Linked DNA regions of Homo sapiens: region 2 is linked to region 1. A link is a loop called in an ENCODE intact Hi-C map of the cell type or tissue named here. Cell type or tissue: chondrocyte. All regions are shown on one strand. Links, peaks and the distances in the headings refer to the core of each region. The heading gives the core; the rest is flanking DNA. Region 1 overlaps CHM (CHM Rab escort protein). Region 2 holds the start of CHM (CHM Rab escort protein).

Region 1 (5,389 bases), core at 117-5,116:
CTACAAGTGATCACTCAATCTTTAAAACATAAAGCCTTCTAAAATACTGAGGGTCAACTTATATGTTTGGGTCAAACCCTAGCCTCCATATCTATGTTTCATAAGTACAGTGACCACCTGGTTTGTACAAGGGCCAGAACCACCGAACCAACTCAATGATTCCTCAATATAGCTTATCACAATGATGTCAATGGACATCATTTCAATGGAACTTTTGATGGAAAAGCACTGGTGTTTCCTGACTACTCTTTAAACACATCATAATTTAAACTAAGCTCTTAATAAAATTGCATTTTTCAGTCTGAACACCCATGCTATTTGCCCCATCTTTATTATCTGCCACAGAGATACCTAAGCAAATTCATTCAAAAATAGGTTTTTTAAATTCAAAAGAAAGCCTTTGGTTCAAACTTTTGGGGTGTAGCAAACTAGCCTACAGCAATCCTACTTAGAATCTCTATAAGATTTCTTTTGCTCAATCTCCTTTCTTGGGCTCTTTCTCTGGTTTAATGTCCTGTATGATATATATTCATTTTTGTTTTGAGTAATCCTTATTTAAATCATTGTTCCATTTTGCTGCCCAGTCTTGAAAATTCAAATTGTACAAATAACATAAAGGTAAAGAGACATCCATTTTGAATCCAGAAAGAATATACTTCTTTTACTTCTAATGCTCTTCATGGCTATGTTCAGGATTATGTTGGTTTTTCTGAATGTAGAAACAAAAATATCAAAAGTGAATGTCTTTAGGGAGCCCTACATAACAACTCCTAGATCTCTTTCATGGGTTGAAAAATGTACAGAGACCATCTTCTTAGAAACACGGCCACTCATGTCATTTTCCTGCTTTTTCACAGGGTCCTTGTGAAATAGTCCGTTAGCAAATACTCTTCAGCTTAGCATTTTATTTTACTATCTATAAGCTCTCAGCATCAACAATAAACTGGAAGGTGGGTTGGAAGTGTGTTACGATGCTGACTCTTAAATCATTTATAAAAATGTTAAAAAAAAAACACAAAAAACTAAACATTGATTCTTGGCAAAGCCTACTGTAAAAATCTCCCCATGCAAGTAAGAGCTCATATAAACCACCCCCTTCCTTCCATATTGTGTTTAAACTAGATCTTTATGCATGACTAAACATTATTCCCAACCCCATGGTGGGAGAACATTTATTTTTTAAAGCAGTCTTTGGTATAAAATCTTCTCAGAGGCTGTTTGGAAATTCAAATGTTCACTGGCTCCCCCTTGTTCATACCTTATTTACCCCTCTCAAAGAACTCTGTTAGATGGTTGAGATATAATTACCTCACAAAAACCATGTTCTTCCCTCCTGTGGGTTATATGTTCAAGAATTTCACCCTTTAGCTATTTTTCACAAAATTGACTGTCATGCCACGGTAATAGTTAGCCTTACTTCTCTGTGGTTTCTGGCCTGTTTCTTGAAACTTCAGAAGGAAAAAAAAAGAAAAAAACTATAGAATACTATATATTTCCTCTGATGAGAAAAAATATATATATTTCAATGCACAGCAAAAGATCAGGAAAGATACACCACAAACTGGCAAGAGCTATTACCTTCCGATAGAGGGTTAGGGGGCTAAGGATGAAATTGAGGAGGATAAATGCCTTAAGGGCACTCTGGCCTCATTTGTAATACTTCCATTTTTAATAGAGATTTTTTAATAATTAAAATTTAATTTAAAATAAAAATATCTCTCTCTGAGATGAGAGCCGGTGATAAAAGAAAGTTTAAGCCTTATTCTGAGTTATTCTTACATAGAATGCTCATACGTTTTACATAACAGTTATTTGCCATTTAATACCAAGATAATCTTCATACTTTTCAGAAGTTTTGGAGAGTTCTGAAATTAACACTATGGGAATACTAATTTGAAAAAATGGGCATTTATTTGAAATTAATACCTGTGTCTGACTACTGACCAAGAGTAAAGACAATTTTCCTCACTTGTAAGCATGGTTTTCTTTTGTAAAAAATTAGTTACAAAAAAAGAAAATGTCACTTTCAACTATACAAAATAAATTATACTGCCCAGTAATTTAAAAATTGTTTTCTAAGTTAGTACAGTCTTGGATTTTTTTTAAAAAATAAATTTACTTTAATAGGCTCTGACAAGAGTATAATGTTTGACTGTACAAAGCTGTGGCTGAAACTTGTAGTTAGTATCACCAGCTAGCTTCACGATTCCCATACGATTCCTGTATATGCAACTGTAAAAAAATACAAAACTCAGCAGCAAGGAATTTCCCATTTGTCCCATTTTAATTGAAGTTAAAAAGAATATGGGAATCCATGTAAATAGTTTCTGAGTAATGTGAAGTACTAAGTCTAATGAGATATTTTTCCTGCTTAAGTTTCAATTATTAAACTGCCACTTCAATTACTTGTTTACAAACTCGAGAAACATTCACTAAAGCAACTTAATATCTTTACAGTATATTATTCAGATAATTGCGTATATCTGGAGTATAATCTAATTCTTTGATGTTATTAACCCCAAACAACAGACATTTAAATCAATATAACTCTAATTGAGTATATTATATCCAACGAGTCAGATTTTACTGAAAGAGAGCATACCAACATGTACTGAATTTCAACTTTGCCCTGGTGACATCAAATTGCACTACAGATAAACTAAGAGTTGTCAAAATTTTTGGCTGGTAGCCCCCCTTCTACATATGCTTTACAAAAGCAATTTTGGTTCCTATCAAGGTACAAATCAGCAGTTGTAATTTTCTTAATCATAGCTGCAAAACAGTATGACCCACTAATAGCCGAACTTTTGACAGCACTATTCAAGATGATTTATGAGTTTGTATATAATTTGATTATTCTATTAATTCTTCTGATTACTGCTTCAGCTAATAAAGTGAAGGTCACTTCCAAAATAAATCTTCATTTCACAGAAAGTAACTGCATCCAACTAGTTTTCTTTAATTAAAAACTAATCTGTATAACAAGAAAGAAGACAGGCTTCAGGGTTAGGGAACCTGTTAAGAGAGAAATATACTGTGTGGACACAATGAAAGTGTCTCTTTATTCAGTATCTTTATTGTCAAAACATAAGAACTATTATATACATATGCATTCGTACTAATTTTAAATTATAAAAATAGGGCCGGGCGCGGTGGCTCAGGCCTGTAGTCCCAGCACTTTGGGAGGCCGAGGCAGGCAGATAATCTGAGGTCAGGAGTTTGAGACCATCCTGGCCAACATGGTGAAACCCCATCTCTACTAAAAATACAAAAATTAGCTGGGCATGGTGGCGGGCGCCTGCAGTCCCAGCTACTCGAGAGGCTGAGGCAGGAGAATCTCTTGAACCCAAGAGGCAGAGGTTGCAGTGAGCCGAGATCGCGCCACTGCACTACAGCCTGGCTACAGAGCAAGACTCCGTTTCAAAAAAATAAATAAATAAAATAAAAAATTATAATAACTGAACTGTATTAATGCTTTAGAAACTGAAAACATAAAAGAATCTTTGAAAATAGCTTCCAAATTCATAAGTGCAATATGTAAGGCAATGTTTTCATTTCTAAAATTATGCATGTGGGATTCTATATATGAAAAATGAACAGTAGGTCTTTGCCTTAACCGGAGTTTTTCCTAAAGGTGACAAGAGGCCATTTCTGCCCCTTAAGATAAACACTGGGCACAAGGCCATGACAGGCTGGAGGGAGATCAGAGAAAAAATGTCAAGGGACATTGATATATTATTATTATTTAATCTATTTTTACACACAGAACATTCTGTGTCCTGAATTTAATGCTTCATTTTATTATGTTTTTTAAAGTTCCCCAGCCCTTCAGCTAAGGTTCTATCATCAAAGCTGTTGAGTCATACAACTATATAAAAGCAATAAAGCAAATTAAATATGATGCATATTTTCCAAAAGAAGTAAAAAGTCTCAAACTCAGAAAATCATATACCAAAAGACAGAAAGCTTGAACGTAAGAAATTAGGGAAGCACAGTGATACATCAAAAAAGCAAGCAGCAATGATGTGTATGCTCACCAATGGCCTCCATTGGTATTGTCACAAACACACTCCTGATTAACTCCCTCACTCAACCTTTCCGCATATCAAAAGATCCTCTGACACTCACAGTTCCTTCTGACTAGAGAGCTCTTCCCTCAAATATTCAAAAACTCATCCATTCCCATCATATTCTGGTATCATTACACACTCAAATGCCACCCTCCTTAGTGGCCTTCATTGACCATTATGCCCTCTAAAGAGGAATTCCTCCCTGTTCCTGCCAACTGTCACTCCCTGGCCTGTCTATTACCCTATTTGCTTTTTTTCTTTTCTTCACAGCACATTCATTCTCTCAAATTGTATTTGTCTACTGTCTCTCTGGGAAGAGCCTTCAACATCTTCCACAACCAGAGAGTTTCTGTTTTCAGCAGTGTATTCCAAATGTCTACAAAAGAGCTGGGATCAATACATTCAGTATATATTTACTAAATGAATCCTAATTTTTATTCTAAATACGCATAAGATAAAACAGCCCGAATTTATAGTCAATTCCTCCCTTAACTTTTCATTTAATAAAATATTAGTTTTAGCTCTTTTTATTCTAAATATGCATATGATAAAACAGCCCGAATTTATAGTCAATTCCTCCCTTTTCATTTAATATTAGTTTTAGGTCTTTGGTAAGAAATTCCATAACCAGGCCAGGTGTGGTGGCTCATGCCTGTAATCCCAGCACTTTGGGAGGGCAAGACAGACGGATCACTTGAGGTCAGGAGTTCGAGACCAGCCTGGCCAACATGGTAAAACGCTGTCTCTACTAATAATACAAAAATTAGCCAGGTGTGGTGGCATGCACCTGTAGTCCCAGCTACTTGGGAGGCTGAGGCATAAGAATCCCTTGAACCAGGGAGGCAGAGGTTGCAGTGAGCCGAGATCATGCCATTGCACTCCAGCCTGGGCGACAGAGACTCTGTCTCAAAATAGAAAATAAAAAAAATAAGTTTTTTAAAAAAGAAAGAAATTCCATAACCATTAAACCATACCTAACATGCCTTAAAGTGTGTCTGTGTATGCATACATAGACAAAACTCATATGGCTATCAAAGAATGTTAGAAATTCACTAAGGTACTGGTAGTAACAGACACATGAACCACTCCTACTCTCACGAGGTCCCTCTTGTGACCAAGAGTACGTACTTGCAAGACAGGTTTAGGGCCTCAATCTTTGGACAGGGAAGCAGTCTGTTTTCAAAGAGGACATAGTCAATGGGTAGAAGAAAATTAGATCAAAACTAGTACAAGTCCCCAAGGTCAAAGTTCCTATTTAAATTTCTTTTACAGTTTTGTTTTTAAAAAACCTCTGACGTAGAAAAGGCTGATTTTATTGA
Region 2 (5,389 bases), core at 89-5,088, 120 kb after region 1:
TTAAATGACTTTTTAAATGGCAAAATACCCTGAAAATGACAATTCTGTACCCAAGCTGAAGAGCACCTTCTAGACCCTTACCACATATATCTATTTTTATCCTCTCCCTTGAGACTCCAGTTGGCCCTCCTTCTTTATTCCATTTTCTTCTATTTTTTCCGCAATTCCACTTTAGCTTACTCTTCTGTCTTTGGATGTTCAAGAGATATTTACTGTATTTTCTAATCAGAAGGAAATGGGCTTAACTAAGAAAATACAAAGTTTATTTTTTTCCATAATCTCTCGAAAATATGATCTTAAGGAACAATTTCCATCTTGCATTACAGAAAATGATAATGCAAGTTAATCAAGGTGAAAGGGATTATAAAATATTATCTTCCATGATTATACTTGATGAAGCAATTGTTCCTTTATGACATTTTAACTAGGACTAAATCTGCTAAAAAGTATATCTAATAGCCTATTTCTTCATGTTTCTGATGCATGCATTATTGCTTCTACTTTTATTAATACAACTGAATCTATGAAACACTGCTTTTTCTATGATTTGCTCAATGTAATACATTTAATAAAGCAAACATTTTAAAGGCTACTTTCAGCAAACTATTTCACAAGAGAAATATCCCAAGCACACTAAAAAATAAATCAAATTAAATCATGATTGGAATTGTTGGAATCATTTATTTGGGGAATGACTCTTTTATTCAATTTTTACACTTTTGATGTACCTAAAAGCAAAATTACATATCATAAATTTAAGCAATGTGCTTGATAAAACCTAGAATGTGTCACCAATAAACAATATGAAAAATTTAAGTTTTAAGATTAACTTCAAATAAGTTCTTCCCAAACACTGAAAAATAACATTGCACTCACTGGGATAAGTATAAAATGAGTATTTTTCCAAATATAAGCGATGTCACCTGATGCAATTCTCTGGCTCACTCACTGTAACTTCCTACCTCTACCATAACAGACTCCATCAGGATGGATGTCTTCCAATTCTGAACTGTACAGAAGGCAAAATATTTATGAAAAACATTAGCATCATTCATAAGAATTAACATTCATCAATTAAAATTTGAACCCAGACCTGAAAAAAAAAATTGTTGATTAAAAAAATTGTTAAAAACACCTCAAGTTCCTACACAAAAAAAGCAAGATTATAAAACTCAAGTATGGTATAACAACTATTCCAAAATGGATGCTGTTCTCAGTTTTAGTATAGACTTAAAAGAAAAAATGAATAGTCCATTGGCTCTTTCCAGCTCTCATCCAACATCTGTTCATAGCAGCTACAACCAGGTTATTTGCAGCCATGCAGTTATTTTCAGGCTAAGAATAAACCTGTCCATGCTGTTCTGAGAACTGTTACCCAGGCATTTTTTGTTAGACAACATAAAGACCATCTATTTTACCTTCCTTATATTCAAAAACAAGGAAACTGAGGCTCAGAGAGATTTAGTGCCTGGCCCTCCCAATTCAAGCAATTCATACTAGCACTAAGCAAGACCTAAAACCAAGTTTTCTCAATTGTTTCTACGAATATGGGTCAACTCTGAGGATCAGAACCACTGACTGTTTTCCTGGGATGGAATGGGCCTTTGGAAATTTACCAGCTGTGTGATCCTGAGCAAATTACAACTTTTCCAAGTCCCCTTTTCCTCTTCTACAAAATGCAGAGAGTACCTACTACTCTAACAAGGTTGTGAGGATTATGTTCGGCTTGTAAAGTGCTTAGCACAGTGATTAGGAAATTTTAAGCATTCGAAAACAGGTAGCTATTATTTTTACTCCCAACCTGAAAACATGGCTGCTCCTAATCATGGCTGTATGAGAAGACAACGAACTGAATTCATTAACACAATGGACAGGGTCCCATCCACCAGAGCTTCTCTGGCCTACCACATTCTACAAACAGTAAAAAACCCCATCAAACAACCTATTTCATTCCATCTAAAATGATCATCCCTTACACTATTAAAAAAAATTGAAATTGCTGCCATATGTGTTCTGCTACGTGTTGTACACTGAATATGTCAACTAGAAACTGCAGAGGAGTTTCTGGTTCCACCCAAAACATGAAGAACAAACGACGGGAAAACAAGAGTTAGATAAGGTCACACACCTGAACTGGAACTCAGGACCTTATTCTCAGCACATTTAGTTATTGATGGTAGAAAGCAAGATGCTTTAAGCACCATAAAGCAGGAATAATGGCTACCTCAACAAAATAAAATTCCCTAGGTTTCTCAACAAAATAGAATCCGTTTACTTTCCCTAGTAAATTCATACGCACATGGGCAATAATTGAGCATCTTTCTTGTAAAACTGAGGATTAAGCTGTGTCTGAGCTGCGATGTATGCTAAGATCATACAAATCTATGAAAAAGTCCTATGAAATGGCGAGACAAAATGATGGGGAATATCACCTTGAAATCAATAAGGAAGGAATCATAATGTCTTGCCAAAGTCGTCTCCGTTGATAAAATCCCGACCCTCCATTTCATGACACTGCACATCCACTTCCCTCTAAGGAAATTAACAGGAATCACCGCAGCAACCAACCTCAGCAATCAGCATCGACCAGATCAACCCCTACTCAAATGGCGATAAGCACTGCGGGTCCCAGCCCCTCCCTGTAACTGCCAACTCCCGCGCTGACTCCGGACTACCTCACTTCCTTTCAGTTCTCCCTCCCACTCTCGACCCACGATGTTTGTCCCAAAACTCGCCACTGACAGAAAAAACAGAAACAAGACAGTCTTCCTAAACTTTGTCCAGGAAGCACCAGGCTACACATACCCGTCCCTATTACGATCACATCAAACTCCGAAGGGAGAGTATCCGCCATCTTGACGGGAAACGTGTCATGTGACTATTACTTGTGGAAATGAGATCAAGTTAGGCATTCCCTCCGTGGAAGGCGGAAAAGAAAACAGTGCATTCTGGGTGTTGTAGTTCTTGGGTGGAAGGTCCAGGCAGGCGACTACAGTATTATATTTAAAATGTTTACACGTAAGTTAAAAGCTCGACTCATTTTCCAGGCTGAATGCTGTAGCTCATTTAGCCTGGAGGGTTGAAGTAGGAAAGAAATGTAGATTTTTATTCCGTTAGCTAGGATGAATGTGGGAGACTTGGATACCCCTTGACAATACTGAAGCAAAATTGTTAGGAGACACGGAGAGCGGAGTGAAATTGAAGGCGGTTTGCTCTGTGAACAAAGGAGACTTTCATTCCAGCCTAAAAAACTGTTTCCCGCCATCGTTTCTGTACTTTCGTGTTGGCCCTCGAGGCATGGTTTTTCACACCAATACTTTCAGAATATATTCCATATCTTTTTCGTTTCCATGTCTCCTCGATGAAAACCCACAAAAAACCTCTCACCCTAGTTTCGCCAGAATGGAACTCCCACCGCGTCCGTATTTGTTCCAGTTAGTCCAGACAGCCACTCGGGCAATAAATTAGCCTTGCTTTACAGGAGGGAAAAAATATATGAAAGCATGGTTGCGCTGGATAAGCGTCTGTTGAGTCTGAATTCGATTTTCCGCACCAACTAGATAAGTTCATGTAAGATTCTCCTTAGTTTACATTTAGTTTCCAATCTATTAGTTTCCATAAGCTACCGTAGAAATAATTAAGGTAAAATGGTCTTTATATTAAAGTGATTGTATCTGATGAGGGGCTTTAGGTCGTCTATGTCTAACAGCTAACATAGCTCTCATAAGTATCTTCAAGGTCTGTCGCCTCCCACCGCTTCCCTCCAACCGCCCCCCACCCTGCCCCCGATTATTTAATACTCCGCTGTCTGACAACACCAAAGCAAAAGGGGAAGGATGCTGGGAATGAAGGAGGATACTTTTTTGACGACAGAAATTTCTTGTGTAGTTATTTTACAAGAGTTTCAAAATAAATCAAAGATAATGTGCAGTAGTGGGCCTTCCCTGACACCACCTATCCGCTAAGATGCTTGTGGTTCCCCAGACATTGTTTTCTTTCCAGTCTCTGACCACGCTCATGCTGTTCTTTCAGCATGGAATGATCTTCCCATTCTCTAGCTAACAGTTATTCCCAGGATGTCGCTGGGCTTCCACCTCCTCCTCCTTTCGTCTCCGTGTGTGGGCTGTTTCCCTACATGGTGCTAGACTTTGTCTTAACCCGCCATACTGCATTTATGACGATTCCTATAGAGTACACATATCCCCATATATCCACACAAAAATACACACCCAGACATGCAATACCATAATTATAAACCCCTGTACAGCATGACAGACACCAAGTCTCATTTATCTTTTTCACTCCTGCACCTAACCTAAGCCCGGTGCATAGTAGGAATTTAATAAATGTTTGCTAAACCAAACTTGATTTTGACTCCCCTAATAGATGGATGAGACGAGTCCCTGTCCTCATAGTGCTTACCATCTTTGCCTTTATATCTGCCCACCACTATCATGTGTCTTATATTTAGAAGATGTTCAGTGTCCATTAATTGTAAATATTTACATGAAAATGCTTTAAAATGTATTTTGATACGCTTTTTACTGCATTTCTCTTGCATTTTACCATAATCATTAGCAACATTGTACATGTTTCATTACTTTCTTTTATAGATCATCCAGTTGTATTACACAACTCTCTTAAGATATGGTCTTTGATTAGTATTTTCTGTAAAACAGATTCCCCTGAGAAGTATAATGTACTGTTCAGTAAACCACTTTGTCATTTGCCTTGGTATGTAAAGCAAGTTTTTAGTATTATCAGAAGTGAAACAGATATTATTTGTGAGACTCTTGATAAGACAGTAGAAAATGGAAACAAATGGATTTCTCAGAGTAAACACAGAAAACTTTCCAAAATCTTCTCTAATAATGAGAAGCCACAGATGGATGGTTAAAAACCTGATAAATAAAAGTATTTCTACCATACTTTGGATATATATTTATATACATTTGTTCATGTATACGAGATATATAAACTACATACATATACTTTTCAATATGAGTATCACTGACCTTCTAGGGATTCAGAAATTTTCTGACAATCACACCATGAAGATGCAATTCATTAATTTGTTTATTCCTCAAATATTCATTCAGCACCTACTATGTGCAAGACACTATTTTGGATGCTGAGATTAGAGCAATGAACAAAACAGACAACAACCCCTGTCTTCATGAAGTTTACATTTAGTAGGGTAAAACAAAATAAACAAGTAATTACTCTGTAGCATAGATTTTCCAATCTGTGCTGCCCTTAGTTTGAAACCTTCTTTTTTTCCCCTAAGGATAGAAAGCACAATCCTCAGAAGGATAATATTACCAACTTATATTTTGCTGTTCTTTCTCTAAAGTTATTATGGGACTTATTCATGCCCTTTTCTGGGCAT

What was found. Hi-C counts contacts between places; a loop is a spot of excess contacts. Peaks named below come from ENCODE experiments on the same cell type or tissue, not always from the same donor. Only the 100,000 strongest peaks of a DNase experiment are listed, where the experiment ranks them.
Region 2: a loop joins it to region 1, with 2.2 times the contacts of the local background. A loop is called at or near these places in 1 of 110 quality-filtered maps.

What each region holds. Positions count from the first base shown.
Region 1 is chrX:85,925,120-85,930,508 of GRCh38, forward strand. The region is part of intron 8 of CHM (CHM Rab escort protein); the gene reads right to left. Among named protein-coding and RNA genes, the nearest start is that of MIR361, 24 kb to the left of the region's middle. In chondrocyte, for the core only: no CTCF peak of the experiment used is centred there; no DNase peak of the experiment used is centred there.
Region 2 is chrX:86,044,679-86,050,067 of GRCh38, forward strand. It overlaps CHM (CHM Rab escort protein), which reads right to left and starts at 2,880. Exons shown (of 15, transcript NM_000390.4): 1 at 2,806-2,880. The coding sequence starts at 2,854. In chondrocyte, for the core only: no CTCF peak of the experiment used is centred there; a DNase peak (open chromatin) is centred at 2,643.